2 separate regions of the Homo sapiens genome follow, and region 2 is linked to region 1. Evidence: chromatin loops called from intact Hi-C (ENCODE). Cell type or tissue: dorsolateral prefrontal cortex. All regions are shown on one strand. Links, peaks and the distances in the headings refer to the core of each region. The heading gives the core; the rest is flanking DNA.

Evidence for each region. Hi-C counts contacts between places; a loop is a spot of excess contacts. Peaks named below come from ENCODE experiments on the same cell type or tissue, not always from the same donor. Only the 100,000 strongest peaks of a DNase experiment are listed, where the experiment ranks them.
Region 2: it touches region 1 in a loop (2.9-fold over the local background); 3 of 110 quality-filtered maps call a loop at or near these places.

Annotation. Positions count from the first base shown.
Region 1 is chr1:10,150,146-10,156,462 of GRCh38, reverse strand. UBE4B (ubiquitination factor E4B) reads right to left here. Exons shown (of 28, transcript NM_001105562.3): 21 at 4,902-5,137. Among named protein-coding and RNA genes, the nearest start is that of KIF1B, 57 kb to the left of the region's middle. RefSeq lists a silencer at 1,109-1,310. In dorsolateral prefrontal cortex, for the core only: a CTCF peak has its summit at 3,330 (motif pointing right); a DNase peak (open chromatin) is centred at 3,312; H3K27ac peaks cover 4,063 bases.
Region 2 is chr1:10,049,452-10,055,768 of GRCh38, reverse strand. All of the region lies in intron 1 of UBE4B (ubiquitination factor E4B), which reads right to left. It also overlaps the pseudogene RPL21P21. Among named protein-coding and RNA genes, the nearest start is that of UBE4B, 20 kb to the right of the region's middle. In dorsolateral prefrontal cortex, for the core only: no CTCF peak of the experiment used is centred there; no DNase peak of the experiment used is centred there; H3K4me3 peaks cover 523 bases; H3K27ac peaks cover 3,934 bases.

The DNA of each region.
Region 1 (6,317 bases), core at 656-5,655:
TTTGAGACCAGCCTGGTGAACATCGTGAAACCCCGTCTCTACAAAAACCACAAAAATTAGCTGGGTGTGGTGGCACATGCCTGCAGTCCCAGCTACAGGGGAGGCTGAGGTAGGAGGATCACTTGAGCCCGGGAGGTCAAGAGTGCATGGTGCTGTAATTGTACCACTACACTCTAGCGTGGGTGACAGAGCAAGACCCTAGCTCAAAAAAAAAAAAAAAAAAGAAAAGAAAATGAAACAAAACAATATACATTTCTCCCAACAGTTTTTTTTTCTTCTTATTCACTTCTACTGTTCCCTCAAAGTCATACCAGCCCAAGTTCTAATTCCCAGGTCCTTGTTCTAGAAGGCCGTAGGTGGACTAGACTTGTGTTGAACCTCTCCCTCCTCCCCCCAGGTATTCTTGCTGCCTTCTTTCTTTTTTTTTTTTTTTGAGATGGAGTCTCACTCTGTAGCCCAGGCTGGAGTACAGTGGCAAGATCTTGGCTCACTGCGACCTCCACCTCCCAGGTCCCGGTTCAAGCAATTCCCCAGCCTCAGCCTCCCAAGTAGCTGGCATTACAGGCCCCCACCACCACACCCGGATAATCTTTTGTATTTTTAGTAGAGACAGGGTTTCGCCATGTTGGCCAGGCTGGTCTCAAACTCCTGGCCTCAAGTGATTCACCTGTCTCGGACTCCCAAAGTGCTAGGATTACAGGCGTGAGCCACCACGCCCAGCCTAACTTGAGCATTTTCTAAGCTAGAATACTATCTCTGTGGTGTTAAGAGGAGCTTGTTCCACATACTGATCTTGTGTGTGGCAACTTTTAATTTATATCTGAGGGTCCCATCTGCTCAGGGACCAGGACCTAATCAGCCAGGTCTTCACATGGAGGTGATGAGCACTGGGGACTATGTCTGTGATGCCTCCCTCAGGGGTACCCTCACACCGGTCCCTTAGTAGCTGTAGGAAGACCAGCACAGTAGCCAGGGGGACCTGTGCTAAAGGGCATCTGCGAGGTTGCTGCCACTTGCTAGCCACTGACCTTCAGCAAGCTTCTTGACCCTTTTAAGCTTCAGTTTCCTCATTTGTAAAGTGGATGTATTTATAGTACTATCTTTAGGACTGCCGTGGGGATTAAGTGAAAGGATTAGTAAGCATTCAATAAGTGGTGGCTATTATTAGTACAGATGTCATCCATCTATGACTGAAGAGGTGGTCCAGGCCAGAGGGCACACATGGCAAAGAGGAAAGAGAGAACAACCCCCACCCAATTCCTTCTGGAACATTCCCAGCAGGACTCCACTAGGCCCAGCACTCGTCTTATAGGCAACAGGCCCAGTTCTGTTGTGTAAACACAAATACACAAACACACACACACACACACACACACACTCTCTCTCTCTCTCTCTCTCCTGAAGCCACAGTGACAGGCCCAGAACACTGACTACAAAATAAATTTAACTAAAATTGTTTTGTCTTTACTACTAACAATACATGTTTACTGTAGAAAAATTAAGAAGTTCAGATAATAAAATAAAAATAAAAACTATTTATAATGCTACCATTCAAAAATAACCAATGCGCTGTTACTATTTTGGTATATGTCCTTCCCTACATTCCTTTTTTTTTTTTTTGAGATGGAGATTTGCTCTTGTAGCCCAGGCTGGAGTGCAATGGCACGATCTTGGCTCACTGCAACCTCTGCCTCCCTGATTCAAGTGATTCATCTGCCTTAGACTCCAGAGAAGCTGGGACTATAGGTGTGCACCACTACGCCCAGCTAAATTTTTTTGTATTTTTAGTAGAGACGGGGTTTCACCATTTTGGCCAGACTAAGCCTCCAACTCCTGACCTCAGGTGATCCTCCTGCCTCAGCCTCCCAAAGTGCTGGGATTACAGGCGTGAGTCACTGAGCCCGGCCAGTTGTTTTTATTATTTTCACTGCACTGCTTTATAAATAATGCTGTGGAGAACATCACTTACAAACATTCGTAATTATTTCCATTGAATAAATTTCAAGAAATTAAATTCTTATGTCAGAGTATAGCTATTCAGCTGTTGTCTCGTAGCTCCAAATCCACTCTTTTTTTTTAAAATTTTTTTAGATCTCGGCTAACTACAACCTCCACCTCCCGGGTTCAAGCTATTCTCCTGCCTCAGCTTCTCAAGTTGCTGGGATTACACGCATGCGTCACCCGGCTAATTTTGTTTTGTTTTGTTTTTTGTTTTGTTTTTGAGATGAAGTCTTGCTCTGTCACCAGGCTGAAGTGCAGTAGCGCGATCTTGGCTCATTGCAACCTCTGCCTCCCGGGTTCAAGAGATTCTCCTGCCTCAGCCTCCCGAGTAGCTGGGACTACAGGCACATGCCACCATGTCCAGCTAATTTTTGTTTTTGAGACGGAGTTTTGCTCTTGTTGCCCAGGCTGGATTACAATGGCGCGATCTTGGCTCACCGTAACCTCTGCCTCGCGGGTTCAAGTGATTCTCCTGCCTCAGCCTCCCAAGTAGCTGGGATTACAGGCATGTGCCACCATGCCAGGCTAATTTTGTATTTTTAGTAGAGACAGGGTTTCACCATGTTGGTCAGGCTGGTTTTGAACTCCCGACCTCAGGTGATTCGCCCACCTCAGCCTCCCAAAGTGCTGGGATTACAGCGTGAGCCACTGTGCCAGGCCTAATTTTTGTATTTTTAGTAGAGACGGGGTTTCACCATGTTGGCGAGGCTCATCTCGATCTCTTGACCTTGTGATCCACCCACCTCAGTCTTCCAAAATGCTGGGATTACAGGCGTGAGCCACCACGCCCGGCCTTTTACTTTTAGTAGAGACTAGGATTCACCATTTTGGTCAGGCTAGTCTCGAACTCCTGACCTCAGGTGATCCACTGCCTTGGCCTCCCAAAGTGCTGGGATTACAAGTGTAAGCTACTGTGCCTGGCCGAAACCCAGTCTTTTTACCCTTTTTTTTTTTTTTTTTTTTTTTTTTTTAGAAACAGGGTCTTGCTTTGTTTCACAGGCTGGAACGCAGCAGCAAGATCATAGCTCACTGCAGCCTTGAACTCCTGGGCTCAAGCCTTCCTCCCACCTCTGCCTCCTTAGTAGCTGGGACAACAGGCATCTAATTTTTAAATTTTTCGTAGAGATGGGGTCTCGCCATGTTGCCCAGGCTGGTCTCCAACTCTTAGGCTCAAACAATCCTCCCACCTTGGCCTCCTAAAGTGCTAGGATTATTAGCTGGAGTCACCGTGCCCAGCCCACATGCACTCTTTGTAGTTGGCTTTGTGATTCTGGGGCTGGCACTGCAGAATCTTTCCTTTGGCAGCCCGCCCTCTCTAGGGTTGCCAATAGGGGGTGCTGCAGGAGAACTGGAAAACTGAAGGAGAAACAAGGGACTTAGGACCTTGCACTTACTGTCAGCAGTAGCAGTTGGTTCCAATTTTCAGCTTTGTCTCGTACCCCCAGAGCTAGCAACCGTGCACAACCCCCGAGAGAGACACCAGCACCTACTGGCCAAGGGCCTTCCACAGAGGACTGGGTCCTAGCTCCGTCCAAGCCCTCATCAGGGCAGCTGGGTTCTGAGATCCCCAGGCTCTTCCCTTGGGTCCCCAGACTGAGGGATAGAAGATGGCTACTTCCTGCACCTACTATTTGTTATCCCAGTGCTTTTTTTTTTTCTTTTTTGAGACGGAGTCTTGCCCTTTCTCCTAGGCTGGAGCACACTGGTGTGATCTCAGTTCAATGCAACCTCTGCCTCCTAGGTTCACTCGATTCTCGTGCCTCGGCCTCCTGAGTAGCTGGGATGACAGGCGCCGCCCGCCACACCCAGCTAATTTTTGTATTTTTAGTAGAGACGGGGTTTCTCCATGTTGGCCAGGCTGGTCACAAATTCCTGATCTCAGGTGATCCACCCGCCTCGGCCTCCCAAAGTGCTGGGATTACAGGTATGAGCCACCGCACCTGGCCCCGATAAAAGCATTTTTAAGGCTCTTGGTGTGGGCTGCTAAACTGCCTTTCAGAAAGGCTTTAAATTTGCATTCTCATGAGAGTTTCATAGCACTAAATCTGCACACTGGCTATAGGGTAGATTAAGCAGGTTTTTTTGCAGGTTAGCTTACTTCTCCACAACCATGTTTGTACCAGGTATTTTCAACTTAAGAAATAAATTTGACAGGTGAAAAGTGGTATTATTATTATTATTATTATTATTATTATTATTATTTGAGACGGAGTCTTGTTCTCTTGCCCAGGCTGGAATACAGTGGCGGGATCTCGGCTCACTGCAACTTCTGCCTCCCGGGTTCAAGCAATTCTCCTCCCTCAACCGCCCTGGGACTACAGGCACCTGCAACCATGCCCGGCTAATTTAATTTTTTTTTCTATTTTTAGTAGAGATGGGGTTTCACCATACTGGCCAGGCTGGTCTTGAACTCCTGACCTTGTGATCCGCCCGCCTCGGCCTCCCAAAGTGCTGGGATTACAGGCATGAGCCACCGCACCCGGACCAAGAATATGCATTTTTAACAAGCTCCCTGTTTCACCCACACTTTGGAAAGTGGGTTATAGGATAGTGTTAAAAAACAAATGCTGTAAGTTCAAAGGTAAAATGAACCAGATAATTCCATTCAGATAACACTACCAACTTGTGCTCTTGATACCCTGGGTCTCGGTGCCAATCATCTGACTTTCAGTAGTTCCTGCTGAATCATCAGAGACCAGTAGGTGGAATGGTTGTCCTATTCCTAACTACTCAGGGCAAGAAGAACCAAAAGTACATCCTCTGCAGGCCACAGGTTAGTAGGCTATACACACAGGTAGCAGGATATTAGGTAACAGGCTTAGAGCAACGTCGTCCACTAGCTTTAGATGACCTTACCTAAGTTGGCCTGCCATGTGCTACACTGTGTTCCAGCAACCTACCTGTATAAAACTTCATCAGGGAAGGTACCAACAACTTGGTGGAGAGAGGATGGTTCTCAATCATTTCAAAAAACTTCTGGGTTCGTGGCTGAACAGCAGGGTTGGTCATAAACATGACTTCTACCAGTTTGGCCACCAAATATGGGTTTCGGATGTAGTTCTGGTTGCACAACATCACAACAAGGAACATCACAATATCCTGAGTACAGGGCTCATAAAGCGCCTGGGGAGAGTATCTGAACAGAGGCAAGAAGAGCAAGAAAGAGACCGCTGAGAAACTGCTGAGAAACTCATCTTGGGTGAAGGCTGGTGTCAGTAAGTGAGGAGGGGAAGGCAGGATAAGTAGGTTTGGGAGTGCCCTTGAACTCATTCAGTTTACAGTGACTTTTTTTTTTTTTTGAGACAGAGTCTCGCTCTGTCGCCCAGGCTGGAGTGCAGTGGCGCGATCTCGGCTCACTGCAAGCTCCGCCTCCCAGGTTCACGCCATTCTCCTGCCTCAGCCTCCCGAGTAGCTGGGACTACAGGCACCTGCCACCATGCCCGGCTAATTTTTTTTGTATTTTTAGTAGAGATGGGGTTTCACCATGTTAGCCAGGATGGTCTCGATCTCCTGACCTCGTGATCCGCCCGCCTCGACCTCCCAAAATGGTGGGATTACAGGCATGAGCCACTGCGCCCAGCCTATTTTTTTTTTTTTTTCTTGAGATGGAGCCTCGCTGTGTTGCCCAGGCTGGAGTGCAGTGGCACAATCTCGGCTCACTGAAACCTCCGCCTCCAAAGTTCAAGCGATTCTCCTGCCTCAGCCTCCTGAGTAGCTGGGACTACAGGTGCCTGCCACCATGCCCAGCTAACTTTTGTATTTTTAGTAGAGATGGGGTTTCACCATGTTGGCCAGGATGGTCTTGATCTTTTGACCTCGTGATTTGCCCACCTTGGCCTCCCAAAGTGCTGGGATTACAGGCATGAGCCATTGCACCCAGCCTACAGTGACTATTCACACTGTAACAAGACAGATTTAAAACCAAACATGGTTACTGGCTGTAGCATGTTATATTAACTATAAACAAAACCTATGATCAAATCAGATAAACTTCACAAAAGATCATCACTACCAAAACATAAAAATTTTGATAGTTTTTTTTTAATCTCTGCTGAAAATGAGAATAAATGAAATTTTTCAAATAGGTGTCTTTTGTATCACTGTGCATAGAACAAATTTTAAAATGTGACTTGAGTTGCTTAAATTCCAAGGTTGGTTTTTCAACAAATAAACCACGTTTTTGAGTCACTTTTAAAATTTCATACCAATCAAAATCACGTGTCACCAATGATTTGGGTTTTTTTGTGTATGTTGCCCAGGTTGGAGTGTAGTGGCATGATCTCTGCTCATTGCAACCTCTGCCTTGATTTGGGCTT
Region 2 (6,317 bases), core at 685-5,684, 100 kb after region 1:
TTTGTATTTTTAGTAAAGACAGGGTTTCACCATGTTGACCAGGCTGGTCTCAAACTCCTCATCTCAAGTGATCTGCCCACCTTGGCCTCCCAAAGTGCTGGGATTACAGGCATGAGCCACTGCGCCTGGCCAGCATTCACTACTTCTAACACTATTCCATAAAACTGATTCTGGTAACTTTTGCCCCATGTTGGCTGGGTGTGGTGGAGGAAGGCTTGAAGCCAGGAGTTGGAAACCAGCTTGGGCAACATAACGAGACCCCATCGCTACAAAAAAAATTTTTTAAATTAGCTGGGTGTGGCAGCACACGCCTGTAGTCCTAGCTACTCAGGAGGCTAAGACAGGAGGATCACCGGAGCCCAGGAGTTCAAGGCTACAGTGAGCTATGATGCTGCCAGTGCACTCCAGCCTGGGAAACAGTGAGATCTTGTCTCAGAATAAAGAAAGGAAAGAAAAGAAAAAGAAGGAAAGAAAAGAAAAGAAAAGAAAAGAAAAAATGATGAAAAGGTGGCCTACGAGACATTTTCACAAGCATTTGTTCCAATTGGCATTCATTAAAATTCTCCCACTCACAACCCATTCTAATCATAACATTTCAAGCCAAAAGATGCTTTATTCATGTTTCCCTAAACTAGAAATCACCAAACCTTTTGGCACAAGGACATCTGTTCAAAGTAAAAACACGCCGGGTGCGGTGGCTCACACCTGTAATCTCAGCACTTTGGGAGGCCGAGGCAGGTGGATCCCCTGAGGTCCGGAGTTCAAGCCCAGCCTGACCAACATGGAGAAACCCCATCTCTATTAAAAATACAAAAATTAGCTGGGCATGGTGGTGCATGCCTGTAATCCCAGCTACTCGGGAGGCTGAGGCAGGAGAATCGCTTGAACCCGGGAGGTGGAGCTTGCAGTGAGCCAAGATTACACCACTGCACTCCAGCCTGGGCAACAAGAGCAAAACTCCATCTCAAAAAAAAAAAAAAAAAAAGGAGAAAGATAATATTACAGACACCAAGGGAATGGGTACTGTTCCAAAAAAAATGCCCCGCAAGTGTTACCATGGCTAGACTGGAAGAGTCTACAATGTTACCCAGCATGCTGCTGGCATTGTAGTAAATGAACAATGGCAACAGTCTTGCCAAGAGAATTAATATGCATATTGAGCACATTAAGCGCTCTAAAGGCCAGCATCATTTCCTAAAACTCATGAAGGAAAATGATCAGAAAAAGAAGAAAGCCAAAGAGAAAGGTACCAGAGAAGCACACTGTGTGAGAACCAATGGGAAGAAGCCTGAGCTGCTGGAACCTATTACCTATGAATTCATGGCATAAGAGGTGTGAAAAAAATAAAAGACCTCTGAACTGTCAAAATGTTTCTCTTCATTGAGTAGAAGTGTGGTGTCCCCTCGCCCAAAGAACTATTTAAAGCAAATTTTAATTGTGTCCTAATTCATTATGCCATGTCTTTACTATTCAAATTTAATGTATTTCTTGCTGAAAGATGTGAGGTGGCTTACTGTGCAACAAATTACTCAATTGGTTAGAAAACAGCCAGATATTACTTACAAAATATTTGTATTGGTTTGAAGATAGTCCCTCTAAATCATCATGGAAGAAATAAAATAGCTTACAAAAATAAAAATTAAAAAAAGAATATGGAAATAAATGTTTATGTGTCAAAAATCCTGTCTTTTTTTTTAAAAAAAATCTAATATTTCTAATTACTACCCCAACAACAAAAAAAGATTTGATGAAGGAAAATGAGTTATCTAAAGATTCAATATCAGATGGACATGGTGGTTCACACCTGTAATCCCAGCACTTTGGGAGGCCAAGGCAGGAGGATCACTTGAACCCAGGAATTCAAGACCAGCCTGGGCAACATAGCGAGGCCTTGTCTACAAATAATAAAAGAATTAGCCAGGCATGGTGGCAACACCTGTGGTCACAGATACTTAGAAGGCTGAGGTGGGAGGATCACTTGAGCCCGAAAGGTCGAGGCTGCAAGTGAGCCGTGATCACGCCACTGCACTCCTGCACTCTAGCCTGGGTGACATAGCAAGACCTTGTCTCAAAAAAAAAAAGTTTTCAAAATCAGCCATGCAGCGGGTAGGGAGAGCATTAAGAAAAATAGCTAATGCATGCTGGACTCAGTTACTAAGTGATGGGTTGATAGGTGCAGCAAACCACCACGGTACACGCTTACCTATGTAACAAACTTACACATCCAGCCCATATACCCCAGAACTTGATTGTGCCACTGCACTCCAGCCTGGGCGACGAGCAAAATTCCATCTCAAAAAAATTAAATAAAAAATAAATAGGCCAGGCGCAGTGGCTCACGCCTGTAATCCCAGGACTTTGGGAGGCTGAGGCGGGTGGATCACGAGGTCAGGAGATCGAGACTACCCTGGCTACCACAGTGAAACCCCGTCTCTACTAAAAATACAAAAAAATTAGCCGGGCATGGTGGTGCATGCCTGTAGTCCCAGCTACTTGGGAGGCTGAGGCAGGAGAATGGCGTGAACCTGGGAGGTGGAGCTTGCAGCGAGCCGAGATCGCGCCACTGCACTCCAGCCTGGGCAACAGAGAGAGACTCCGACTCAAAATAAATAAATAAATAAATAAATAAAAGCCATGCACGGTTGTAAACACCTGTGGTCCCAGTTACTCGGGAGGCTGAGGTGGGAGGGTCGCTGATGAAATTAGGAGATGGGGCCTTTGGGATGTGATGAGGTCCTGAGGGCGGAACCCCTGATGACCTGCGGATTAATGCCCTTATAAAAGAAAGCCCAGGGGGCTCCTTTGCTCCTTCCTCCAAGTGAGGACACAGTGAGAAAACAGGTATCTATGAACCAAGAAGTTGGCTCTCAAGAAACTAAATCTCTTAGCACCTTGATCTTGGAACTTCTCAGCCTCCAGAATGCAGAACGGTGAATAACAAATTGCTGCTGTGTACAAGCCACCCACTTTATGGCATTTTGTTATAATAGTCCAAATGAACTACGACATCTACCCAGGCATATATCCACCCACACAGAAAAAGTCAATGACAACCAAGACCAGCTACAGAATGTTCAGGGCCCCATGACAAATGAATATGCAGGCTACCTTGTTCAAATGTATTAAGAATTTCAAGACAGCAACAGCAGAGCATTAAACCAAGCGTGGGGCACCTCTGCCTGCAGTCACATGCCTGTGAAGCTGGCCCTGGTGACAAGTATAGACACAGGTCTAACAAAAGACCATGATCACAGACATGATTCCTGAGGAGTGCCTGGCACGATGGGTGCTCAATATGATCTACCCGGACATCTTAGAAGTTCAATTCCCAAAAACGTCCATTAAAGCAGTGTGCTACCTCATCTAGTCAGAAAATCTAACTAATTAAATCACCACTGACCAGGCCCAGTGGCTCATGCCTATAATCCCAGCATTTTGGGAGGCTAAGGCCGGAGGATCATTTGAGCCCAGGAGTTCAAGACCAGCCTGGGCAACATAGTGAGACCCTGTCTCTACAAAAAAAAAAATTAAAAAATCAGCCAGGTATGGTGGCATGCACCTATAGTCCCAGCTACTCGGGAGGCTGAGGTGGAAGGATTGCTTGAACCCAGGAGGCGGAGGTTGCAGTGAGCCAAGATGGCACCACTACACTCCAGCCTGGGTGACAGAGCAAGACCCCGTCTCAAAAAAAAAAAAAAATGACACTATTAGACATCTAGAATTTATACCAAGCACTGACAGGGAACAAAGAAGCAATATGCATTGAATGTGTCATGTTTAATTAGAAAGGTAAAGTCACTTCTCAATCTAGGACCCAAAAGATACCTCTTTTCCCAGTCTTGACACTGCTGCCAAAGAACTGGACAAGATGCCAAAGATTTAGCAGCTGTTGAGTAGTTAATACAATGACATCCAATTCAGAGATTTTCTCCCCCTGCTGGGAGGGGTACAATTCTTTCAGAAGACAAAAATAAGTCATCTGATGGGAGTAAAGTGTGTCACCTCAGGCTGTATTCTTTAGTCCTGATATGCAGAACATTTCTCCTGGGACTCCTCGAGTCCCCTTTCTGCACACTCTTCTTTCCCTTTCAAAGCTCTACACTCCACCTTCACCCTCTTAGTACATTCAGGCCACCAATCACTCCACGTTTTAGAAAAAGTGGTAGCAGTGTGGCTCAATACAAAAGATGGCCCCTGGGTGAGAAGAGATTTTTGGAACTAATGGGTCGGGGGAGAGGATTCCAACCCAACCTTTCACATAAGCCACGGTCTATTTGCTACCTTAACTAGTAAGATACCACTATTTATGCTGTTGGCATTATTATATGCAAAAGATTTGTTAGATGTTATATGGACACCAACTAAAACTCCAATTATACACAATTCAATCTTACTTTGAGAACTAACTTGTCCCAAGAATCCACTCGGCCAGGTCACTACACCATGCACACTTCACATCACTCCAATTAATCTGAAGAACAGTGCTACGAGATGGTATTCCATACCCCCATTTTATAAGTGAGGAAACTGAGGCTCAGAAAGATTAAGTACTTTCCCCAGAATCATCCAATTTGTTGCTCCAAATAAAATCCAGGTAAGAGCCAGGAACAGTGGCATGCCTGTAGTCCCAGCTATTCAGGAGGCTGAGGCGGGAAAATCATCTGAGCCCAGGAGTTTGAGGCTGCAGTGAGCTATGATAATGCCACTGCACTCCAGCCTGGGCCATAGAGCAAGTCCTGTCTCAAAACAAAAAGCAAACAACCAAAAAAGCCTGCAAGTATGTCTGACTCTGAATTAGAACTCTGATAATGAGGCTTTTTTCATCAAGTGCCTACCTTAACCTAATTAACACAACTTAATGCAGCAAACAAATAAACTATTGCAATACTAGAATTGGGAGGCAGGCCGGTTGTGGTGGCTCACGCCTATAATCTCAACACTTTGGGAGGCCGAGGAGGGAAGATGGCTTGAGGCCAGGAGTTGGAAACCAGCCTGGGCAACATGGCAACATAGTGAAACTCCACCTCTATAAAAAAAAAAAAAAAAAGAATAGGAGTCCTGAAAAGACATGTTGTATCACTGCATTCATTCATGCATTGAACAAGTATTTGTTCTGAGCCACTCTGTGCCAAGCCCTGTGCCAGAACTTGGATAAAAAGCAGTAAACAAGAATAGCCAGGAGTTCATATCCCAGTAGGAGCTACACCAAGTGAATAAATAATTCAATGCAGTGTGGTTAATGTTAGGAGAGAAGTGATTTTAATGAAACCCCTTTCCCGTTCCTCCAACTTCTCCCTATCACCTACTCCTTCAGCTGCTGCAGACCCTTAGTGGTTTTGGAGAGCTTGGGGTCACACATTTGGCTATGCCTGATATATCTCAAAACCTTTCAGATCAGGCCAGGCACACTGGCTCACACCTGTAATCCCAACACTTTGGGAGGCCAAGGCAGGCGGATCACCTGAGGTCAGGAGTTCAAGACCAGCCTGACCAACATGGCAAAACCTGGTCTCTACTAAACATACGAAAATTAGCCAAGTGTGGTGGTGCATGCCTGTAATCCCAGCTACTCGGGAGGCTGAGGCAGGAGAATTGCTTGAACCCCAGAAGTGGAGGTTGCAGTGAGCCAAGAGCGCCACTGCACTCCAGCCTGGGTGACAAGAGCAAGACTCTGTCTCAAAAAAAACCAGCCTTTCAGATCAGCAAGCAGCTACCAATATCCCATATTTGCCATCTTCAGTTTTTCTCCAATGTTCTCATATTTCTATCATCAATTTCAAAAGAATGAATGTAACAGAATTTGCCCAGAGTAAGAAGTAAATGAAACATTTCTCTTCACCACAGACTTATTTTTCTAACTTTTTTTTTTTTTTTTTGAGACAGGGTCTTTTGCTCTCTCGCCCAGACTAGAGGGCAGTGACATGGATCATGGCTCACTGCACCCTGGACCTGCCGGGCTCAAGTGATTCTCCCATCTCAGCCTCCCGAGTAGCTGGGACCACAGGTGCATGCCACCACACCCAGCCATTTTGGACATATGGGGTCTCCCTATGTTGTCCAAGTTGGTCTCAAACTCCTGGACTCAAGTGATCTGCCCACCTTGGCCTCCCAAATTGCTGGGGTTACAGGCATGAGACACTATGCCCAGCCAACATTGTTTCCTAATTTAAAAAAATTTTTTTTTTTTTTAGAGAAAAGGTCTTATGATATTGCCCAGGCTGCCCTCAAACTCCTGGGCTCAAGTGATCCTCCTGCCTTGGCCTCCCAAGTAGCAGGGATTGCAGGCATGCATCATTGCGTCTGGCTACAGTGTTCTA